Regions from separate parts of the Homo sapiens genome. Here regions 1 and 3 are each linked to region 2. The links are chromatin contacts, found by Hi-C or POLR2A ChIA-PET in ENCODE. All regions are on one chromosome and are shown on one strand. Each heading gives the region's core, a stretch centred on a gene start or an enhancer-like site at or near the end of the contact. The rest is flanking DNA. Distances are from core to core; before and after follow the strand shown. Region 1 has its middle 30 kb from the start of TPRG1-AS1. Region 2 has its middle 85 kb from the start of LINC01991. Region 3 overlaps LPP (LIM domain containing preferred translocation partner in lipoma).

Evidence for each region. Hi-C counts contacts between places; a loop is a spot of excess contacts on that map. ChIA-PET counts read pairs that join two places held with the same protein, here RNA polymerase II (POLR2A). Pooled maps may share reads with other maps.
Region 1: a pooled map shows a loop between it and region 2 (5-fold over the local background). The contact joins two enhancer-like sites. A Hi-C loop is called at or near these places in 5 of 50 pooled maps. POLR2A ChIA-PET finds 5 or more read pairs at or near these places in 2 of 52 experiments (H1 and activated T-cell).
Region 3: a loop to region 2 is called in a pooled map, with 4 times the contacts of the local background. The contact joins two enhancer-like sites. A Hi-C loop is called at or near these places in 3 of 50 pooled maps. POLR2A ChIA-PET finds 5 or more read pairs at or near these places in 3 of 52 experiments (AG04450, BJ and Panc1).

What each region holds. Positions count from the first base shown.
Region 1 is chr3:188,915,468-188,920,091 of GRCh38, reverse strand. No RefSeq gene overlaps it. Among named protein-coding and RNA genes, the nearest start is that of TPRG1-AS1, 30 kb to the left of the region's middle. Within about 2 kb of position 2,936, at least 5 of the 41 ENCODE cell types and tissues checked have a DNase peak (open chromatin) inside an H3K27ac peak, as active enhancers do.
Region 2 is chr3:188,059,586-188,063,743 of GRCh38, reverse strand. No RefSeq gene overlaps it. Among named protein-coding and RNA genes, the nearest start is that of LINC01991, 85 kb to the right of the region's middle. Within about 2 kb of position 2,420, at least 5 of the 41 ENCODE cell types and tissues checked have a DNase peak (open chromatin) inside an H3K27ac peak, as active enhancers do.
Region 3 is chr3:188,787,419-188,791,834 of GRCh38, reverse strand. The region is part of intron 9 of LPP (LIM domain containing preferred translocation partner in lipoma); the gene reads right to left. Among named protein-coding and RNA genes, the nearest start is that of MIR28, 100 kb to the right of the region's middle. Within about 2 kb of position 3,059, at least 2 of the 41 ENCODE cell types and tissues checked have a DNase peak (open chromatin) inside an H3K27ac peak, as active enhancers do.

The sequences.
Region 1 (4,624 bases), core at 1,687-4,186, 860 kb before region 2:
ATTGCTAAATGATGAAATTATACACTACATAATTCCACAGCAACTCTGCAGCTCAAAAAAAAAAATGGGAATGGAGTAATTAGGCAGAAAGGATTCTCAATTAGGCAGTGGATTCTGTTTCTAAAGCAGTAAATGGAGAAGAGATATTTTTTTAACTGTCTCTTGAATATATTGCCAGGAAGAGATTGCTGCCTAGGAGAGCAGCAGCATAGCTCAGAACTGGAACCTTCTGCACAGGCCTTGAAGCAGTGTTTGGCAAGTAAGTTTTCTGCTCAATTCTAGATGTCAGGGCTCAGAACACAATACCCCAAAGTATGGCATTATGGTGTGCTGAGTATTTTGAACTGAAGGGGATTGGAAGCAAGGTCTTTCTGATCTTCTCCCATCTTCTTGTATGCTGCCTTTTTTTTGTCCACCCAAAGTGATGCATAGAGATCAGAATTCTTCTCATCCAGGATGGGTTACAGAAACTAAAACTCCTCTTCCCCAACACACCCGTAAAACCTAAAAAGCTCACACTCTGAGCTTCTCCCTTCTCCCTTAAAGACTGTCATGCATAAGGTACCGTGTGCTATGCAAGAGAAAAGGACAGCCACACAGATCAAGAAGAATCTGAATAGGTGCTGGGTTTCTCCCCCGAGTCTATTATCATTAGATCATACCCTTTTGTCCCATCACATTTCTACATGGCTGTCTAATCTTCATTAAATCTAAGCATAAAAATAGTTTTCCCTGGGTCTTTAGGCTTTCATTTCTGAAGGTTCCCATGTCACATAAAACATTGATTAAATAAATTTGTTATGTTTCTTCTCTTGTTAACCTGTCTTTTGTTATAGGAGTGACAGCTGTGACTCTTACAGAAGGGGAGAAAAGGGTAACACCTTTTTGACACTACATAGACCTTCAGATTTTGGGGGTAACTTCACATTTTAGGACTCTGGCAAGGCGAATGGTCAAGACTACTTGCTTTAATCCGAGATGTCTTCTTTAGTTTTCTGTTTTAAGGTTAGCCCAGGTTGAACATCCCTAATCCAAAAATCCAAAATCTGAAATGCTCGAAAATCCAAAACTTTTTGAGAGCTGACATAATGCCACAAGTGAGAAATTCCACACCTGAACTCATGTGATGGGGCTCAGTCAAAAAGCAGTCAAAACTTTGTTTAATGTACAACACTAAATATACATACACATACACACACACACACACACACACACACACACATAAATTACCTTCAGGCTATGTGTATAAGTTGTATATAAAACATAACTGAATTTTGTGTTTAGACTTAGGTCCTATCCCCCATGATATCTTATTGCCTATATGAAACATTTCAAAACCCCAAGATATTTCAAAATCTGAGATACTTCTGGTCCCAAGCATTTCAGATAAGAAATACTCAACCTGTATTGATTTTTGACTGAACTCATTGAGAGTCCCATGTTTCAGAAAGCTCTGTTTTAGACAGGGCTGCTGATTGCAATATTAAGAGTTTTCTCTTCTGAAGATGGATAATCTTACAAGCTTCTGAATAAGAACAAGTTTCCTTTCATCCATTTACTTTATTTTTTATTTATTTACTTTTTTATGCTGGCTGCAAATATTTTCTCTGCCAGGAGAAATAGGTAGAATTATTCGAGAGAAAGCTGCTCCTTTGTTTGAAAAACACATTTATCAGCATTTTGGTTATTATGCAAGGGCTGGGTCCAGGATCATACTGGAAGAGTGAGCTAAATCAATGAAGAGATGCATTCCTTTGCGTAATAACACACAGTGCTCTCTTCCTTAGGCAGAGATTTCTAGAATATGTGCATATGAAGAGACTCCTACTTCCCCTTGAAGGTTGAAAGGATAAGTGCTTTGGTGATAAGATTAGATAAGGAACTCTGTTTAGAAAGAGTAGACTATGGGAAAGAGGCCAAAGGCAAGGGAATCTCTTGAATATTAGATGGCCACAGACTACATCACTATGGCTGATTTGCAGTTTTAAGATGTTTCCTATTCTGTGTCCCTTCCATCAACCAAATCTTAAATAAAAACTGCTACACAACAGCTTTGTGTCACTGAAGCAAGAGAGAGTGAACAGGTCAGAGGTGGAGTGCTGATTCCATGATCCTAATAAAAAGGTGTGAAAAGATGACATTTGTTAGAACAGTTGACAAGGAAGCCAATGGTGACTGGTGAGAAGCTGAAGAAGGAGCTTGGAGAGTGAAATGTCAATTGGCAAGAAGAGGTAATCTTTCCCTAAAATCCTCCAAAGTATTGGATTTCTTGTGGTATGAAGGGCTAGAGGCTTGATATTTAATTTGTATGTAAAGGTGAAAGTGACAATTTAGAAGACTGAGGACACAGGGCTGAGGACACAAGTAAAGATTGTCTGGCTCAGTTTCAGTCCTGGTTAAAGTTCACAGCACCTGAAAGGTATTAAGTGCAGGAGGCTTTCCAGGCTCCTTTGTTCTGGGAAGCAGCAGAAAATGATGGAAGGTACCTGGGCTTTCCAGGGCTGGTCCTAAATTCCTGACCTGTCACCTCTAAGCTGGGTGGCCTTGCTGAATTCCACCTGTCTGAGCCTTAGTTGGCTAATGAACATTGAGTAATTCCAAACCCATAGGATACTAATAGGATGATGGGAGGTAACGGTTTAAACTGTCTAGCATACTGTAGGGAGTAAATGAAAGATTCAGTTTCTTCTCTAAGAGGAAATGTTCACATTGTTCAAATCAAAGAAGAGTTGTCATGGGGGAAGTGGGCAGATTTGTTGAACTGACTTCTGTGTGGTGTCAGAGGATGTAACTAGAATTAGTGGGTGGAAATCACAAGTCAATTATAGCTCAGCCAAAAAAAAAATACAGAGCTGTTCAATTGTAGAGCTCAACAGGATGTAAGTTTCCTGTCACTGGAGATAATCAAGCAATGGCTCAGCACCTATTTGGAGGAGATGCTTTAGAGGGGATTTCAACTATCAGTAAAAGTTGAACAGTTTCAACTCTTCAGTCATTTCCAAAGCTGAAATTCCACAATTCTGAGTGTGGTCACTTCCCTTTTGTGGCATGAGTGAAAGACCAACAGTTACTAGTCCTTTTGCAAAGGCTTGTCTCTGCCCAAGGAGAGTGAGCCCAGATGTACTAACTTTTAAAATCCTGACCTTCCTCCTTCAGCATTACTGCTATATATTGCATTAACAGAAATAGCATTGCAATCTCTCCCTAGGCCATGTGTTCTGGGAGATTGTTAGAAAGATTCCCGGCGAAGTTTAGATTGAAGACAAAGATGGGGCCTCATGGACCCCTGCATCTTTTCATGCAAAATAAAATTTGAAAGATCCCTATGATTATTTGCAATGGGGTACTGGCTTTGCCAGTGTTGCTTGTTTGCTTTTCGTTTTTGTTTTGTTTTGAGACAAGGTCTTGCTCTGTTGCCCAGGCTGTAGTGCAGAGGTACGATCACAGCTCACTACAGCCTCGATCCCCCGCAACGTCCCCCCACTGCCTGCTCCCCAGGCTCAAGTGATCTTCCTGCCTCAGCCTCTCTAGTAGCTTGGACTACAGGTGTGCACCACCACATCTGGCTAATTTTTTAATTTTGTTCTGTAGAGATGAGGTCTCACTGTGTTGGCCAGCTGGTCTCAAACTCCTAGGCTCAAGTGACCCTTCCATCTCAGCCTTTCAAAATGTTAAGATTAAACAACTGCATAAGAAAGTTGACAAAGAACACAAACAGACACTTTTCAAAAGAAGACATACATGTGGCCAGCAGTAATTTAAAGAAAAGCTCAATATCACTGATCATCAGAGAAATGCAAATCCAAATCATAGTGAGATACCATCTCACACCAGTCAGAATGGCTATTATTAAAAAGTGAAAAAAACAGATGTCAGCAAGGTTGTGGAGAAAAAGGAACACTTATACACTGCTGGTGGGAGTGTAAATTAGTTTAGCCATTGTGGAAGGCAATATAGCTATTCCTCAAATACCTAAAGACAGAAATACCATTTGACCCAGCAATCCCATCACTGGGTATATACCCAAAGGAATATAAATTATTTTATTATAAGGACACATGCATGCATATATTCATTGCAGCACTGTTAACAATAGCAAGGACATGGAATCAACCTAAATGCCCATCAATGATAGACTGGATAAAGAAAACCTGGTACATATACTTCATGGAATATTATGCAGCCATGAAAAGAACAAAATTATGTCCTTTGCAGGGACATGGAAGGAGCTGGAGGCCATTATCTTTAGCAAACTAACACAGGAACAGAAAACCAAATACCACATGTTCTCACTTATAAGTGGGAACTAAATGATGAGAACACATGGACACATAGAGGGACATAATAACACACATTGGGAACTTTTGAAGGGTGGAGGGTGGGAAGAGGAAGAGTATCAGGAAAAATAACTAATGGGTACTAGGCTTAATACCTGGTTGATGAAATAATCTATACAACAAACCTCCATGACACAAATTTACCTGTGTAACAAACCTGTACTTGTACCTCTGAACTTAAAGTTAAAAAAAGAAAAACAAGAAACAACACAACAAAGTGTTAGAATTACAGGCATGAGCCACTGTGCCTGGCCACCAATGTCTTAATCTTGGTTTTCCCCCAGAAG
Region 2 (4,158 bases), core at 1,171-3,670:
CATCTATCTGACCGAGCCAATGTTCATATTACATATGTTGATTGAAATCTCATGTCTCCCTAAAATGTATAAAACCAAACTGTGCTCCGACCACCTTAGGCACATGTGGTCAGGACCTTCTGAGGCTGTGTCATGAGTGCTCATCCTCAACGCTGGCAAAATAAACTTTCTAAATTAACTGAGACCTCGCTGGTTGTGGTGGCTCATACCTGTAATCCCAGCAATGTGGGAGGCTGAGACAGGTGGATCACTTGAGATCAGGCTAGCCTGGCCAACATGGTGAAACCCCGTCTCTACTAAAAACACAAAATTAGCCAGGCATGGTGGTGGGTGCCTGTAATCCCAGCTACTCAGGAGGCTAAGGCAGGATAATCATTTGAACCGAGGAGGCAGAGCCTGCAGTGAGCCAAGATCGTGGCACTGCACTCCAGCCTGGGCAACAGAGTGAGACTCCGTCTTAAAACATAAATAAAATAAAGTAAATTAACTGAGACCTGTCTCAAATTTTCGGGGTTTACATGAGTTACATGCTTCTGTAAGTACGTGACTTGTTTGGGCTACCAAGGCAACCCAGAGGCAAGATTGGAATCCTGCCAGTTCCCAAGTCATATCATCTCCATTGCCCGAATCAGGAAGAGACCTTAGAGATGATCCTGGTTCATATTCCTCATTTCACACGTGTAGAAATTGAGATCCAGAGAAAAGAGGAAGATTTACGTAGGCTGGCCAAGGTTTTGGTATGGTTGTTCCACCATCTAGTTGTGTCAGGATGAGCCGAGAGTACTTGTTAAAGTGTTGATTCTTGGAAGCTATTCCAAACCTATGAAATTAGATGCTCTGGAAATGGGCCCAGAAATCTATATTGTAGTAAGTACCCCCTGAGGTGATTCCCAGACACCCCAAGTTTGAGGACAACTGGCCTAAGTTTCCAAAGGTGCTTCATAGTTGACCCTGCAGAAGGGCTTTCACTCCAGGCTCAGCGCTCGCTCTCTCTGGCCCCAGAGACCTGCAGGAGCTGGTGACTCTGGAGAATACAGATCCGGAAGGGTAAATCAGGGAGTGAGGTTCGTTTTTTAGTTCTCCTGCAATTTGAGAGGCCTTGTTGCATTTTTTTTTTAAGACTAGTTCTAAAGGAATTGGGCAAATGATTCCTGTTTGCCTGTCAAGCACCATGATGTTTAAATGTATCTCTGTCTTGAAACACTGTTACTCTCTAAATTCCAACTGATCATTTGACAGTTGAAAAAGCTAGCATAAACCACTTTCTTTCCTTTTTTAAGTTAATAGCTGCACTCCAGTCTCTAACGCTTCATGTGTAACAGTTTAAAAGATTGGCATGCTTCCCTCTATGGCTTTCCCATCTCATACAAACTTTAAGTTGCTGAAAATCACAAGTGATCGTCTCTGAATCCTAACTATAGACATTAAAATGAGAAAAAATAGTTCTTCTGGTTGTTTTGAAAATGATATAACTCTTTCCTGATAGTTAAAATAACATTTACCTCTTCTTATAAGTTGGTCTGGGTTGTCTTACTATTTTATTATGTGACAGCTTCTAACATTTTAAGCCGATTCCTTCAAGTTGTCCTAAAACCTCAGTATCACTAGAGATTACTTGCTAAAACTTTATTTTTCAATGATTAAAAAGTAAACAAATAGACCAGGTGCAGTGACTCACACCTGTAGTCCTAGCACTTTGGGACGCCAAGGCGGGTGGATCACGAGGTCAGGAGTTCAAGACCAGCCTGGCCAAGATGGTGAAACCCCGTGTCTACTAAAAATACAAAAATTAGCCCTGCGTGGTGGCACGCGCCTGTAATCCTGGCAACACAGGAGGCTGTGGCAGGATAATTGCTTGAACCCAAGAGTCAGAGGTTGCAGTGAGCTGAGATTGTGCCATTGCACTCCAGCCTGGGGTAAAAAGAGAAAAACTCTGTCTTTTAAAAAAAAAAAATTAAACAAATAGATCATCAAGTTATTTATGACGATTAAACAAAAGGACACAATAGGTTTTCTCTTAAAAATCAGCTTGTATATGTATGCTTCTATGGAATATTTGTCTGGGCTTCAGGACAGGGATCTCCTGCTACCCCTGCTGTGTGAACTTGGATAAGGCACCAGCCTTTCTGGCCTCAGTTTCCCCATCTACAGAACAAGAGAGAGACATACAAGTGATTTTTGAAGACCTCTCCAGCTCTCAAAGTTATCAGGGTAAAGTATCAAGAGGTTATGAAACGTCTCACACTGTGGGAGGGAACAAATATGTCATGATTTTGTTCCAGTTTAATCTGTTTCACATTTAGTATAGTCCAACCTGTGATAGGTCCTCTGTGGAACATAGATGACTCACTTCCTGTCCTAAGTGGGTCTTCTCTGAGGTATGGAACAGATCCTTCCTTCAGATATGGAGCCAGCAGGGGGGGTCAATGGGCCTCTGGGCAAATTCTTCGTGTTCTTTATCTGTGTCAAATTAAACCTGCTAATCAGCATACACCTATGCCCAAGGGCATGTAAGGACAGTGCAGCTTAGAAACTAGATGTTCCTGAAAAGTGTGCCCATCAAGTTTTTATAAACATGATCACATTTTAAATGTAGAAGAGTAGTTGGCAACTGAAATGGAGATTAGGGTAAACCTTTTTGTAAGATGACAAATGCCTTTTGTTAAGTAATATTGAAGGCTGAAAAGCCCAGTGTATCTACCACTTCTTCCAGGGAGTCTCCCCAGCCTGCTGCTGGATCCTGGCAACTTCATTCATCTCCTTCCCCTCTAAATTCCACTCTACTTTAAGAGCTGAGCCCACATCAGTAAGTACAAAATTATGCTCTTGAAACCACAGGGTCCTAAAATGTTAAGGCCAGAAGGGAACTTTGAAACATCAATCTCTTTACCCTACCTTTATCACCCACTCATTTGTGTATTCATTAATTTATTTATTTAACAAATATTTAGTTAATGCCTACTGTGTGTTAAACATTGGGCTAGGCATAACACATACAGCAAAATCAAGGCATAGAAATCTCCTACCCTCATGGAATTTACATTTTCTCTCTGTGTGTAAAGGTAAACAGTGTATATGTTGGTTGGCTGATGGAATGGGGAATTACTGGTTGGGAATGGAGAGCTACTTTAGATTGGTGGGCAGAGGAGGTTTCTGTGAGGAGGTGACATTTAAGCTGGCATCTGAAGAATGAGAAGGAGCCAGCCAGGGCAACTGCTTAGGGTGGAGAGAAAGAGTAACTGGTGGAGACTGAGTGACGGGGAAGAACTGGGAGAGCCTAGAGAACTTGAGAGGGGTAGAAAAGGGGTAGCGAGGTGCAGGTGCAGACAAAGGCAGAAAGGAGGGCAGGGATCATATCAGAGAGGGCTTTGAGGCCATGGTGTGGAATTGGTATTTTCTGCTGAGTTTAGTGGGAAGCCATTGGATGGCAAAGAGCAGGGGAGTAAAATCTGATTTATATTCTTGAAAGATCCTTTTGGCTGCTTTTTGGAAAAGTGATTGTAAGGAAATGAGAAAGAAAGCAGAAAAAATGTTCTAGAGGAGCTTTAATGGGACTATTTTAGACTAGGGTTGTTGCAGTGGGGTGCAGAGATGTGCACAATTAATTTTGGGGGTGGACTCACAAGACTTGTTTCTGGTGATAGGGGGTAACTGGATAGGGGGTTAAGAAATAGGAAGGAATGAAAGATAATTCTTTATCTTTAAGCTTGAGAACTGGGGGAAGGGTTGTTTATTAAGATAAAAAGATTGGGGAAATACAGTACAGCTTTGAGAGAAAATCCAAGAAACCTGTTTTGGATGTAGTAAGTTTCATATTCTTATTGGGCCCTCGAGTAGAGATGTTGGATAGATCACTGATTCTTCTCAAAAGGCCTTCTGATTATTGCAAAGGTTTTAGCTTTGTCTCCTGATCTAGACCAAAATTCTCCTGAAGATAGGCAAAGCTTATGTTTTATATGTCTTCTTCTTCATTGACTTCAGGGTGAGAGGAAAGTAACACAATTTTTATACTCCCATATTCTGGATTAAATAGGCTTGGTGTGCTGAGTCTGCTGTATCGGCTTGCAAGAGCTAATTGCTAAGATTCCAGAAATGCTACAAGCCAGTTGTAAAAGCATCCTTGAATTCGGTCATGGTGGAGTACTTACACACAAAATT
Region 3 (4,416 bases), core at 1,810-4,309, 730 kb before region 2:
AAAAATAACAGGTGCTATGAAGTGAGACATGCAGCATGCTCTGAGCAGGACATATGAGCAGGACAACGCAATCTTGTGAAGTCAGAGGGGGCTCCATGGAAGAAGTGAAAAATCAGCTGAGACCTGAAGGATGGCAATGTACTGGCCAGGCAAAAGCCCAAGACGAGTGTTCTAGGTACAGAAAGATCACACACAAAAGACTACGGATAGACTAATCATGGTGCAATGGAGAACAGTAGTTCCATGTGTTTGCATCACAGTGGTAAAAAAAAAAAAGAAATGAGGCTAGAGAGATACAAAAGCATTTCATCTCAGTCACTTAATTGCTGGAGCCTATTCATTCAGAACATACATCACCAACACAAGGCCAATGACAAACGATCGCATAAACAAGAGAAACAGAAACATGTGAAGAAGTTTAGCTTTTATATACAGAACAACTAGAGACAGAGCATTGGGAAGAGGGACTCATTGAAGAGTTTTAAATAGGGAAGCAACAGAATGAGGTTTGAATTCACAAAGACCATTCACTTTTCCTTTAGGAAGCTATTTAGCAGTAAGAGAAAAGCATAGAAATGTAGGTGGCAGAAGGGCTGGACAGAACGCAGAGTGAGTGTGCACCCATTTCTCCCAGAGCAGGACCTTGATCTGCAGAATGACCATGCTCCTGAGAGGCAATGGATGGTCTCTAGGGGCCCTTCCACTCTGAGGCCTACATTTCATGATTGCTGACAGACTGCAAGATACAAGAAAAGCCACAGGTAAGTCACCCGCTTGTCCATCATGTTTTGGGACTGAGGGCAAGGCTTCTGCCTAAGCAGGATTATTACCATTTTTGACTTTTGAAGTCACATAAATCTAAAGTGTCTAAAGTGTTTTTCTAAAGCGTTTTTTTTTTTTTGAAGACTTTTCTACTTGGGTCAATTAAGTTGGGCAAAGCAGTGAAAAGCACCATCGCTACCTAGAATAAGAAAAGCTGAATTCTACGCTATATGCTAACATTTTTTTTTTTTGGAGACAGAGTCTCACTCTGTCGCCCAGGCTGGAGTGCAGTGGCATGATCTTGGCTCACTGCAACCTCCACCTCCTGGTTCAAGCGACTCTCCTGCCTCAGCCTCCCGAGTAGCTGGGATTACAGGTGCCCGCCACCACACCCGACTAATTTTTGTATTTTTAGTAGAGACAAGGGTTTCACCATGTTGGCCAGGCTAGTCTTGAACTCCTGACCTCAGGTGATTCGCCTCCCAAAGTTCTAGGATTACAGGCGTGAGCCACTGCGCTCAGTCTGTATGTTAACTTTAAAAATACACAACACACACACATTTATTCATTTAAAAATTCAAAAATTCAACTGTCATAGAAGGGTAGAGAATGAAAAGTAAAACTCTTTTCCAGAGATAATCACTAAAAGATTGGGTAATACTTATACAGGCATGTATCAGATTGCTTATACATGCCTGTATAAGCATGTACACACACACACACGCACACACCACACACACATTCACATATAAACACTCATGTTTGAAATTTTTCTTCAAACACAAATCAGATCCTTTATGTCCTATTTTGTACCTTGTTTTTTCCTAAAATAGTTTTTAAGGTGTCTTTAATTAGCATATATAGATTTGTCTTATTTTTCTGATAGCCTCCATGTTATTATTGCATGCAGTTGCTGTACTTTATTTTACTAGTCCTTTTATTCTATCATAAAAATGTTGCAATGTGTATTCTGAAACAGAATACCACTGTGCCTTTATGCAAATACGCCTACTGTCTGAAATCGAGTTGCAGGGTCAAAAATAGTGCACACCTAAAATTTTGAAAGATAGTGCTAAATTTTGTTTCGAAAAGGTTGTATTAATTTGTACTCCTATCACAAGCCCATGTGAGTACATGCTTCCCATACTTTTGCCAATACCAAGCATTGAACTTATAAATGCCGGCTGGTCTGAGAATGAAAAAATAATATTTTAAACTGTATTTCTTTAAATAATTTGAACATCATTTCATTGGTTCATTTGTTATTTTTATTTTCTCTTCTGTGAATTGCCTGTTGATAGGTTCACTCTTTTTGTCTAATAAATGATTCTTTTAAAACCAATTTCATGAGATTTTTAAAATATATAATCAAAATTATTGGCATCAATGTTGATTATTCCTGTAAACATGAATAAGTAAGTGAGCTGGTTTCCAACTTTGTGAGGATTAAATGAGAAAATGGGTTTGCAAGCACATCAAAAGCTGGAAAGCACCACAGACACATAATTCTTGTATGTTAGGAAGATTTATTTACGTGAATGTTTTGAATCATAGTACATGCATAATCTGGCCACACCATGTGACAGAACGAGGTAAGTGCTTACTGTCATAAAGTATAAGACCGATTAAGGGAATAACCTGAGTAGCTCTTTTTGAATTAAATGTACAGGCTTAGTCAGCTGCTCAAGGCCAGCCCCCTGGGCCCAGCTTTCCTGATTTTCAGTTCAGTGTACTTTCCTCTAAATCAGACATGTTATAATAACCGTTCAACAACAACAACAACAAAAAGGGTTCCAGAACATTGCAATAAAGTGACTATTGAATAAAGTGTGTCACACTTATTTTTTTGGTTTCCCAGTGCAGTAAAGGTTATGTTTACACTATATGGTAGTCTATTAAGTGTGCAATAGCATTATGTCTAAAATAACAATGTACATACCTTAATTAAAAAATACATTGTTGCTAAAAAAAAAACCCAACAACAACAAAAGACTCACTATGGATGAGGTAACACATTCAGTAAAAATAACTGAGGTTAGTGGCCACAGACTGGGAGGAACAGCAAGGTCTACAGGGATGGAGTCAGCAGGCACAAGAGCAGCCACAGAAACTGAGAAGGGGCCCCAAAGACTGATGATGCAACACGGACAGTCAGCATAAGTTAGACCTTGATTCATTCTGGTCTATACTATGTGGGAAAGATGAAGAAAATGGAAAAAACAAAAAATGAAATGAGTGCTGGCAAGATTCACAGGAAATGACTAAAAGGTTTAGAGCCGGGGGGGCGTGCTGCAGGGTTGTAGGAATCGGAACCATTTAGCCAGGATGTGATCATTTACCCCACTGCTACCCCTTTGATGCTTATACAAAGGGTTCTGTAGTCAGTGATGTCATCCTTCTTCAACTCAGTACAGCCCCAGAGTCAAGAAACACTTACTCGGTGCTTACTGCAGGATGCAATGAGAAACAAGACATCAACCCTCCCCTTAGGGAAAATGTATAGCTACTGAGGTATGTGTCAAATAGGTAATTTAAATACAGTCTTCTAAATGCTATGATGAGGAAAAGCAGAGGATGCTATTACAGGATGATGGGGAGGATAAGGCACAAGAATCACACATACTTGAGGGAAAAGTGATGTCTAAATGGAGGCCTGAAGGAGGAGAGTTTTTGGCTAGGTGATTGGGATGGAGATGGGAAAGCTACACATTCCATCAAGGACAAGTGTTTACCCAGCCACAGGCATGAGACAATCTCTCTGTTTTGGGTGTGTGTTTAGGTATGTGTGCACAAGTGGATGTGCATGTGTGTGCATGTGGCTATGAGCTCTTTACATGGTAGTGTGAGGAGTATGAACTGTCTCTTCCAAGTAATGAAAAGTCACTAGAAAACACTGAAGGAACTTGTCTCATAAATGAAAGAAGATATAAAGGAAGCCAAAGTATTATGTCAGAAATTGGTTAATAAGTGGATAAGAGGGGATACTGAAGGAAGAGGAAGGATACAGGCCAGCTCCTGTGCCTTTGGTTGGAGCAACAAGGTAATGCCATTCATGGAAAAGGAACACAGAGAGGAGCAGGTTTAAAAGGGAACACCTTGGGTTCTGTCTGAAACTGTTGCATTTGTGGGCCTATGGGCCAATCTATGAAGACTGCAGGCTAAAATGATAGATACATATCTGGAGCTTACAGAGAGATCCAGCTGCAGATTTTGGCCAGAGAGTTCTCAGCACACAGATGATATTTGTACTCACGGAAGCAGATGAAATAACTCAGGAGTACAGATTGAGACAAGAAGGGAGATTAGGGCAGAACTCAAGAAAAATGGAGAATTTAAGGAATGAAGAGAGGAAATCTATTAAAAACGGTAGAAAGTTGTGTACAGCGATAGGAAGAAAACCCAGAGTGTACGGTGCTATAGAAGTCAAATGAAACAAAGATAGAGTCAACATCTTTAAATGCTGCAAGAGCTCAAGAATGATAAGGACTGAAGAGTCTTAAGTGTATTAAACATCAAAGAGGTCACTGGTGATGTTCAGAAGTGTGGTGTAAGTGGAGAGGTGGGGATAGAAACTGAATTACAGGGAGCTGAACTGTTAGTAGAGCAAAGACAATAAAGCTTAGATGTATGTGTGTGTGTGCGTGTGTGTGTAAG